Regions from separate parts of the Homo sapiens genome. Here region 1 is linked to region 2. A link is a contact called in ENCODE POLR2A ChIA-PET data. All regions are on one chromosome and are shown on one strand. Each heading gives the region's core, a stretch centred on a gene start or an enhancer-like site at or near the end of the contact. The rest is flanking DNA. Distances are from core to core; before and after follow the strand shown.

Evidence for each region. ChIA-PET counts read pairs that join two places held with the same protein, here RNA polymerase II (POLR2A).
Region 1: POLR2A ChIA-PET joins it to region 2 with 17 read pairs in MCF 10A. The contact joins two enhancer-like sites. POLR2A ChIA-PET finds 5 or more read pairs at or near these places in 2 of 52 experiments (MCF 10A and activated B cell).

Annotation. Positions count from the first base shown.
Region 1 is chr5:67,896,213-67,901,223 of GRCh38, forward strand. No RefSeq gene overlaps it. Among named protein-coding and RNA genes, the nearest start is that of LINC02997, 110 kb to the left of the region's middle. Within about 2 kb of position 1,284, at least 2 of the 41 ENCODE cell types and tissues checked have a DNase peak (open chromatin) inside an H3K27ac peak, as active enhancers do.
Region 2 is chr5:67,812,772-67,817,674 of GRCh38, forward strand. No RefSeq gene overlaps it. Among named protein-coding and RNA genes, the nearest start is that of LINC02997, 22 kb to the left of the region's middle. Within about 2 kb of position 2,845, at least 10 of the 41 ENCODE cell types and tissues checked have a DNase peak (open chromatin) inside an H3K27ac peak, as active enhancers do.

The DNA of each region.
Region 1 (5,011 bases), core at 34-2,533, 82 kb after region 2:
CTCTGTGTGTTACTCAGTTCCAAAGTCACTTCCACAGTTTTGGGTATCTTTATAGCAATGCCCCACTCCCAGTAATAATTTGCTGTTTTAGTTCGTTCTCACGCTGCTAATAAATACATACCTAACTAAGACTGGGTAATTTATAAGGAAAGAGGCTTGATTAACTCAGAGTTCAGCATGGCTGGGGGGGCCTCAGGAAACTTATAATCATGGCAGATGGTGAAGCAAACACACCCTTTCTCACATGGTGGCAGGAGAGACACTGAGTGCTCAGTGAAAGGGGAAGTCCCTTGCAAAACCATCAGATCTTGTGAGAGTTAACTCACTATCACGAGAACAGGATGGGTGAAACCTCCCCCATGATTAAATGACCTCCACTTGGTCCCACAACACGTAGGGATTATAGGAACTACAATTCAAGATGAGATTTGGCTGGGGGCACAGAAAAACCATATCAACTGCATTTCCACACTTTTGGTTCTATCCTTGTACTGTCATCAGATATAAACTTTGCCCTTTCAAAGTCAGAAATTGACCCACACCTAAGTGTTTCTTGAACTTAATAACTTCACAGACAGGAGTCATAAAGGAAGGATTGCATCACAAGGTACTGTGTTGTACCCTCCACTGATACCTCCTCCTTACCTCACCTTTTTATGTCTCTTTTCCTCAGACTCTTGAGTAAAACAAGCATATTCTTCCCCTTTTTCACATAAAACAGTTCTTACACCACTGTAGGTATTGTAGGAGAGAAGGTCAGGGAGACAATGGGTCTGTCACTTCAGGAATGCAGGGAGTGGGATTTATTTGTTGTCTTGATCCCCCCTGAAGCAGACCCTGAGGTAAATCAGCTTTTTTATTAAGGAGTTCCTCCCGAGGAACATGGATAAAGAATGGGGAAGTGAGGCAGGAAAGGGAAGGAAGCCAGTTGAAGCTTAGTCCTGCTGGGGAGCTTCTATTGAGGAAAAATTTTCAAATGGTAAAATCGTTTATTTCATGCAAACATGAAATGAACACATATCAAGGATTTCATTCAACTTATCAATTATGAAGGGAACTAGTATGATATTACAAAGAGTTCAAATAAAAATTTGACTTATCTACTGTACAAAATCCACTGACTTTGTCATGAGTGGTAAACATTTGCTTTGCTATGGACAGAAAACATCCATCTGCAGTCCATCAGCTTTGCCATCAGTGCCCCACAAACTTCTGCCTCTACAGACAGAAAATAAAATACTTAGTCAGACAATCAAAGCTGTATGCTCTTATGGAATAGACAATGCCTGAGGGTCACTAAATCATACCCAACATTCCTTTGAAAGAACATCCAGTAATCTCTTTTACCCACTTCCAAGTCTTTCACAATTTTTTTTCACAACAGTATAGAACATGCCTCAGAGTTGTCCCGCCTGAGAGAAAGGAAGCTAGGATATTTATTCATTGATTCCAGTCAGCATTGATTGACTGGCCTTTCCACCTAGCGTTGTACATTGGCCAAGATTATAAAAAAAATCCTCGGGCAAAGTCACAAGGGCTGGCAATAAGCAGCCCTCTGTGCACAGAGGTGAATGCCAAGGGGGACAGGGAGAGAGTAAAAGAAGATTAGGCACTAGTATTGTCTGCTACACTTGTCTTGTTTATTATTTGTTGATTTGATGTTTTGTCTGTTCCACCTTTCCCACCAGAATGCAAGTTACCTGAGGGCCAGAACATGTCTGTCTTAGATTTCACTGTCTCCCCAACAATTGTCCAGCATGTCGTAGGCACTCAATAAATATTTTATGAATATTGTTAAATAATATGGGCCTTGAGCTGGACCTTAGAGACAGGTTGCAGTCCAGATTTAGAGGAAGGGAGTCTGCAGGGAACTGTAAGAGACCCAACTAGCCAGGTTTAGTACCATGTCCTGGGGCATCAACTGCACAGTTGCTCACCGGTTACTCACTCCATGGCCAAGCTCCTCTCATGCCAAGTCGTGTTCATACTAAGAACAGAGGAACACAAAGTACAGACTCTGCTTGCAACATACTTGAAAATGGTCAATAACACAGCATTATACCTCCCACCCCTTGCTTAATTAGTATCCATTAATTACTCTCCGTGTGTGCTCATAACACTGAGACCTTTCTATACACTTTCCAAGACTCAGAACAAAGAAAGCATAAAAGAGCAGAGACATTTTCTGTGAGGCATGCAGTATGCTCATCCAGGACAGATCTTGGAAAAGTCTATGAAAAATCTAAATTGCATGTAGGCATCACTGAACAGACCCAAGAGATGTACTGGTTTTATTAAGTAGCCAGATGGCCTTCCAGAGTAGCCAGAAGAGCAGACAGGCCCCAGATGACAAATGATGAGGGGCCTTCCCTATGGGCATTTTGTGAGACAACGTGTTGACATTAGGTATGGAAGAAATCCATAACTACAGTGTTCATGCAAATTCTCAAGAAAAGCAGGTGCTATTCACTGACCTTACCCAAATGAAATTTTACCAGAGAAAACAGCCCAACTCCCTTTTAAGTTTAATAACAGCAGGCTCTTTCCTCCACACAAACAAAAGCAAAAAAAAAAAAAAACAAAACAAAAAAACAAACAAACAAAAAAAACACAAAAACCACTTCAAAATAAATTCCATACAAAAAACAAAGTGGGGAAAAAATATAGCTTGAAAATTGCCCTTGATTTGAAATGGGTTGACAGATGTCTTACAGAAATTTGGAGTACTGTCCAGACACTTAGAATCTACTCATTTTAAACAAAGTGCTCATGAAAGCATCATCATTGTCGGATATAAAGGAATGCTTAAAAAAACTATAAAAATAAATACATGCATTTTTATTAGTGTCAATATTATTTACCAATAACAATTAAATGGTTTAGAAATACAGAGAGAACATTGTAGATTGGTTAGTTTTTAGTCCTCAGAAGAAAATCTAAGGTTTATCCTGGTAATGCAAATATTCTTCATGTGTATGTATGTTTAGTTGTATGTTGCATTTTAATAGACATAGCTGGATTCTCCAGGAAGAGATGGCTCTGAGAACCTGAACACTCCTCCTCTAACTGAGTAACTCATAGAAAGCTGTTAGATACCCACAGGAAAAAAGAGACAATAGGTAAGCTGCCCCGTCTCCATTACAAGTCAAGAATCTACACTTTGGGATGACTTGGAAACTATCCAATCATTCACTCAAAAGAAGTTTTTAAGGTACTACTGCATCAGTCATTTTTATGGTGTCAAAAAATGTTTTTGCCTTCAAGAAGCTTATGTATTGTCATGGAGAATAGGAGCAGAGATATTAAGGCCATACTTTACAAAACTGTAAGCACTGAATGGAAAAAAACTGGGGAGAAAAATTTTCCTGAAGACCATATGCTAAGTAAATAGTTAAATATATACAGTAACTGTAAAAATAGAAGCAGAGAACTTAGGGGAAGGAATTGAGAGAAAATTATAGGAATTTCAAGGAAGCCAACAATCCATCACTTGTCAACAAGAACTTCAGGGACACCTGCCACTTGCCCAAGACTGTGTTAGAGGCAGGCGAAGAAGTGTCAAGTTTAATTTCTACCCTATGGGACCCAAGGTTGAAGTGAGGATGCATTATTACACAGACAGAAAAATTAGTAGACAACTCAAACTAGCATAAAATTAAAAAGGAAAAAAAAGGTCATCAGTGTCAATGAAGGTTTCCTACAGAAAGTATGTTTGGGAAAGTATTATAGTAGGAAGCAAGGAGCTAGGTTTTGCTCTGGCTACTGCTACCTAAGAGATTACTTTATTTACAGCCAGATCAAATTGCCTCAGATTCTTGCCTGTTCTAAAAATCAAGCATCTTTACTATAAAGAGTGAGATCTTGATGGGAATAATATGTAGCAGTGTCCAGAAGCATTTAGTGTGAAAGCAGAAAAGCACACAGAAAATACAAAATTCTGCAAAATGTTCAACAATGATCATCACTGCAGGACAAAAAGCAGGAAACTGGGATTCTCTCACTATACCCTCTCTAGGAATTATCACTGCCTGACAGCAGATGTGAGAATTCTCCTTCTTAAAGCCCTAATTAGCAGACTGATTCTCTGCTCTTTACACTTGACGTAAAGAAATGTACACCAACTGTGTCTATTTAGGATTCAAATGTCCAGGAGGTGATATTTTCCTTCTCTTCAGGTCTAAGTCAGCAAAGGCCTGATCTGGTAGTCGGGAAACAAGGTTTGGTCTACAATTATTCGGATGGTAGGGCATCTACATTGATAAAAACGATCCTGGAATGGGTGGTCAATGCAGAACACATGCAGAATTCATATCACACACAGAGTGAGGTGGGGAGACATGTCGAACATATTGCAAAGTTTTCCCATTATCCAAAGGAATCAGATACAGCAGTCAGTGCACATTAACACATAGCTCCCAGACATGACAGCTGCAGAACCCTGAGGACCTCGTGATGGAAAGAACTGACCTCGTGTCATCTAGGAACAGAGGGAAGGCAGCACGAACACGAGAGGCCAACACCTGGCTTCTATTTCTGACTCTGCCGCAGACACTCTGGCAATTTTTCCAGAAACTGTAAAGCTGTGGGTTTTAAATTGTTGGGAAATGTTAGGTTTGTGGCTTTCTTTGCCTGTGGGAACAGAGAGATAATTTTTCTTCTTTTTTCCCCTCTTTCTGAAATTGTCATCATCTTCTCTTCTTGTAAAATTTGACCAAGTGCTTTCAAGAGAATCTAGAGCTTAGAAGACTATCACTTTGACTTTAGGACCCCACAATCTTTCCTCTGTGCTCAAAATGAGGTTAGGCCAAGGGACATAAAGCAACATGCTAACACTAGAGATCCCGTCAATAGTTTCTATTTGGGGTACGGATATTGGTCTAATGGAAAATGTTCCCATTAAGAACAAACATTCTCTTCACTGGCAATACTCATTAAGAGCTAGGCCTAATTTAATTCTATAGAGAATTAATAGGGTTCTAGAAATGTAGATGATTCATAGCTAATGTGCCCA
Region 2 (4,903 bases), core at 1,595-4,094:
ACAAATGACTAATATTCAGACTCTGTAAGAACTCAAACAAATCAGCAAGAAAACAAAACGATCCCATCAAAAACTGAGCTAAGGACATGAATAGACAATTCTTAAAAGAACACATACAAAGAGCCAGCAAACATATAGAAAAATGGTCAGCATCACTAATTATCAGGGAAATGCAAATCAAAACCACAATGCAATACCACATCACTCCTACAAGAATGGCCATAATAAAAAAATTAAAAAATAATAGATCTTGGCAGGGATGCAGTGAAAAGGGAACACTTTCACACTGTTGGTGGGGATGTAAACTAGTACAAACACTATGGAAAACAGTGTGGAGATTCCTCAAAGAACTAAAAGTAGATCTACTGTTTGATCCAGCAATCCCACTACTAGGTATCTACCCAGAGGAAAAAAAAGTCATTATATGAAAAAGATACTTGCACGTGCATGTTTATAGCAGCACAATTTGCAATTGCAAAACTATGGAACTAGCCCAAATGCCCATCAATCAACAAGTGGATAAAGAAAATATTATATGATATATATATATATACACACACACATGCATACACACACCATGGAATACTACTCAGCCATTAAAAGGAACAAAATAAGGGCATTCACTGCAACCTGGATGGAACTGGAGACTATTATTCTAAGTGAAGTAACTCAGGAATAAAAAACCAAACATTGTATTTATTCATTCATACCTTGGAGCTAAGCTATGAAGACGCAAAGGTATAAAAATCATACATTGGACTTTGGGGACTAGGGAGAAAGTGTGGGTGTTGGCGAGGGATAAAAGACTACACATTGGGCATAGTGTACACTGCTAGGGTGATGGGTGCACCAAAATCTCAGAAATCACCGCCAAAGAACTTATTCATGTAACCAAATATCACCTGTTCCCCAAAAGCCTATTGAAATAAAAAATAAAAAATTAATAAAACAAGTAAATAAATAAAAATAAATTCTAAAGGCCATTTCTTTGAATTCTGGAGAGCAGCTCTGCATGGAGGTAGACATCCACAGTGAGTCTGAAGGCAACAGGGTTTGGTGTGAGTGATATGTCTCAGTTGCTCCCTAGGTTGCTGCTTGCATTGCTGAGTAGGTAGTATTGTCTAAGATAGGGACACTGGGAGAAGACTTGCTTTAATTAGGGGTGTTGGAGAGTGGAATTCATAAGTTCAGGTTTATCCTGATTAAACTTGAAATGTCTCTAGGAATTCAAAAGAGGGTGTCAAGCAAGCAGGCATGTATATGAGCAGAAGTATGTAGCCTGGAGATAACAAATGTGTGCTTCATCTGCAAATGGGGATAACTGAAGTTATGAGCTTGGGTGGTGTCTGAGAAGAAAGTACTGAAGAACAGAGGGTCTAGAGCCCGACATGGAGAAATCCCAACATTTAATGTCAGAGCAGTACAGAATAAGCCTGCCAAGGAGACAGAGAAGAAGGATCCTAAGAAGCAGGCGAAAAGCCAGGAGAGTATTAGCGCCCAGAAGCCAAAGGAAGAGAATGTATCAAGGAATGTGTGGTTAAATTCAAAAGCTGCTGAAAGGTCGGATAAGATAAGGAATAAAAAACATTCATTGGATCTAGAAAGATGTAGGTCACTGGTGACCACAGCAGAAGATGAGAAAAAAATGATGGCGCTAGAATTCATATCGGAGTGGACTGGAGAGTAAGTGAGAGGTGAGGAAATGAAGCCAGTGAAACTAGACAACTCTTTCTACTACTTTGGCTATGAAAGGGCATGAGAGCAATAGGGAAGAAATGAATTGAGATGAGGAAGAGAATATTTTTGATTTTTGCTTGCTTTCTTTCTATTTTTGCAATGTGAGAGACTAGATTGTGTCTAAAAATATTATTCCAATATTTTGAAAGGAGATTACTGGGTGTACTTTCAGTACAGTGCTAGGGTGCACTTTTTACAACAATTTACAACTCTGTAACAGCCAACATGGACATTTTTATTACTAGAAACATAAATAAATTTAATCCAGAGTAAATAGACTAACAGTGTGAACCAACGGACCTGCTGGACATTAACCAGTGTTGTGCCTAACCCAGAAATTATATCCTAACATTTCTTTGTTGAATTGACTATATATGTCACGTTTCCAGTGCTTTTTGGGCTGGTTTTACTGTTTTACCTGCCCCCTCCATTATTTAATGAATTAAATAAAATCATTGTCATGTGCTTGTTTTGCATTTGCCTGAGAATCATGATTTTTACCATTGTAAAAACTATACTTTCATACTTGCCAAACCAATTTTAAGAAGGAAGTGGAGAGATCAGATCAAGCACCAGCTTCATGAAAATGAAAGAAACATATTCAGAAAAATGCAGGCTGCAGAACAATATAAAGAAGAAGGAAGTAGGCAACAGTAGAGCTGAGAAAATCCTAGGAAGGACACGAACTTTCAAAACATAAAGCCATAACTATTTAGGGTTTTAAGTTTGAGGCCTACAGAATTTGCACTATGAGTTCATAAACAATTTCTGGTCAATACTTATTTTAAGTGAATAAACTAGAAAAGATAGAGACTTTTACTCAGAGAGTGAAAGCTGAGTATTGTAAGGGGCTTTTGGATGCATTTGTGAATGGGAATCCAAATGCAATGGATTGGTTTAACTGGTAATATCTTTACATTTCCAAATTCAGATGTTTACTTCTGGGCAGAGTTCAACAAGCATCATCAGAGCATCTCACTAGTTTTGGTGCCTTACCACCTCTTCACGGCTGCTCACCCGGCACTAATGTAGATGATGTTCCACACAGCCCAGGAAAGAAGTGGTCATTATGGAAATAAGCACATGTGGTTAAAGACAGCAGCACACTCTGCCCCGAGCTCCCAAAATAAACTTGCTTACATAATATACAAAAACCTCCCAATCACTCCCTTGAGTTCCCTTGGCAGAACAGCCCATTTCCACCAAGAGGAACTATTCCATTATCCACGATAAGGACTCTACTCACTAACATTTTTGTCACTCTTACAATAAGGCTTTTTGAACTTTTATCAGAAAGGTCTTTGCTGGCCCCTTTTGCTGCACAGAAATGGTAGTTAAGGGCATCAAACTGGCTCAGCAAAAATAAAACATTAATCAACAGTAACCTTCTGTTTTATCTGTTTTCCTACCCAAGGCCTGATTATCTCGTGAACAGTCCATTCTAAGAAGTCATTGTGACACTGCTTATTTGAGCAATATGTTTATTCAGAGTTGCTCACCTCTTACGGTGATCTTCACAGTGTAAATTTGTTTGAAGCAGGGATCTGACTGTTCCCAAATTTTGCCTAGTGCAGTGCTTTTTCAAACAGAAAACAAAATTCATGTATTTTGATCACAGGGATAATACTGATAATGATGACGAGAAGGCACAAAGGCCTGTGGGGAATGTTCTGAGGCAGCACAGAGCAGCAGAATGTTCATAACTATGGCTAGTTCCATGGCACAGTTACAGAAGCAGCATCAGAAACGATCGATTGGTTTTGGCACCGCTCACCTGGAAGACAGGCTCTAGCTGACTAAATTTCTATGCATTACAAATGACTGGTTAGCAAAGAAATGTGGTTACAATGTCTGACTCATTAAAAGGAGAGAGAAAGAGAACACTTTCTCACTGGCTTTTTTTTCTATGTAGAATTCATATGTCCTTACTATACTTTATCACTTGCTCTCCTTATTTGTGATAAATATAAGAAGGTCAAATTGTTACCTGTCTTGCTACATAGTATTAAGAGGGGAAAAAGCCCTGGTGGACACCTTTTGCTGCAGCCAACAACATGCCCATTACCCCATCCTACAGAGCAGTTAGAGGGAGGAAGAAATGCTTCAGTGCAGTTGACTGTTCCTCCAAGGATGTGCAAGACCATAGGCAGGAAATAGGATCCAAAACATTTTTATTTGCTGCAGAAGAAATGGCTCATGATCAGTCCATCATGTTTTGCCAGGCAAAGCTCCAATCACCTCCTACAACTGGGGCAAAGCAAGGAGGGGAGCAAGCACAGAGAAGGAAAGTGTAAGGAGATGGCCTGAGGGCTCATTTCCACTCCTGTCCCAGAGCCCCCTTGGTAAAAAACAGAACAATGGCCACCATTTATGAACATTTAACATGTGCCAGACTCTGAGCTAAGTACTTTCAGTATACCAGCTAATTTAATCCTTCCAACACCCATTATGAGGTAGGTATAATTAACTACTCTTTACTCTTTCAGAAACTGAGCCTTTAAGACATTAAATAACTTGCCTCAAAGCATACAACTGCCAGGTGTTGGAGTCAAATCCCAGGCCCATCTGACTCTACAACCTTACCCTCAATCATTATGTTATGTTAATGCCATAGAAAACTAGACGTCATTAAGCCTCCTCTAGTCTAACCTTTTACTGAGTGCACAAATTCCCTTGATAACATCCCAAACACATGGCCATCTATGGCTCTGTAACCTCCGCTAAAGGAGCAGTACTGCATAGCCTGGCATTTCTCGAACTGGTACCTGAATCCTCAAAGCAGATAGATTCTTAACACCCATTTGTACCCAGAGGACATTCAAAGCCATAGTCTAACCATGCCCCCTCTCCTAGAGGGTCAATTATACTTAAAGAGATGGAGGAGCAATTATATTTTTTATTAAAACAAACAATACAGCTAAGTCCTCACTTAGTGAAATGCCAAAAAACAAAACCAATTTTATTGTAGGCTAATTGATATAAATAACAGTAATGGCCTATTTCCGTTCACAAAAACATCACCAAACTTCTAAAGAAAAACCAAAACACTTCTAATATTTAACACTGAAATAAATGTGAGCTATATGTACATTTAAGAAAGATTAATAAAAACAAGAAAATCATTATTTACCCACTGCCTCAGAGTCCCCACTGCCTCAGAGTCCCC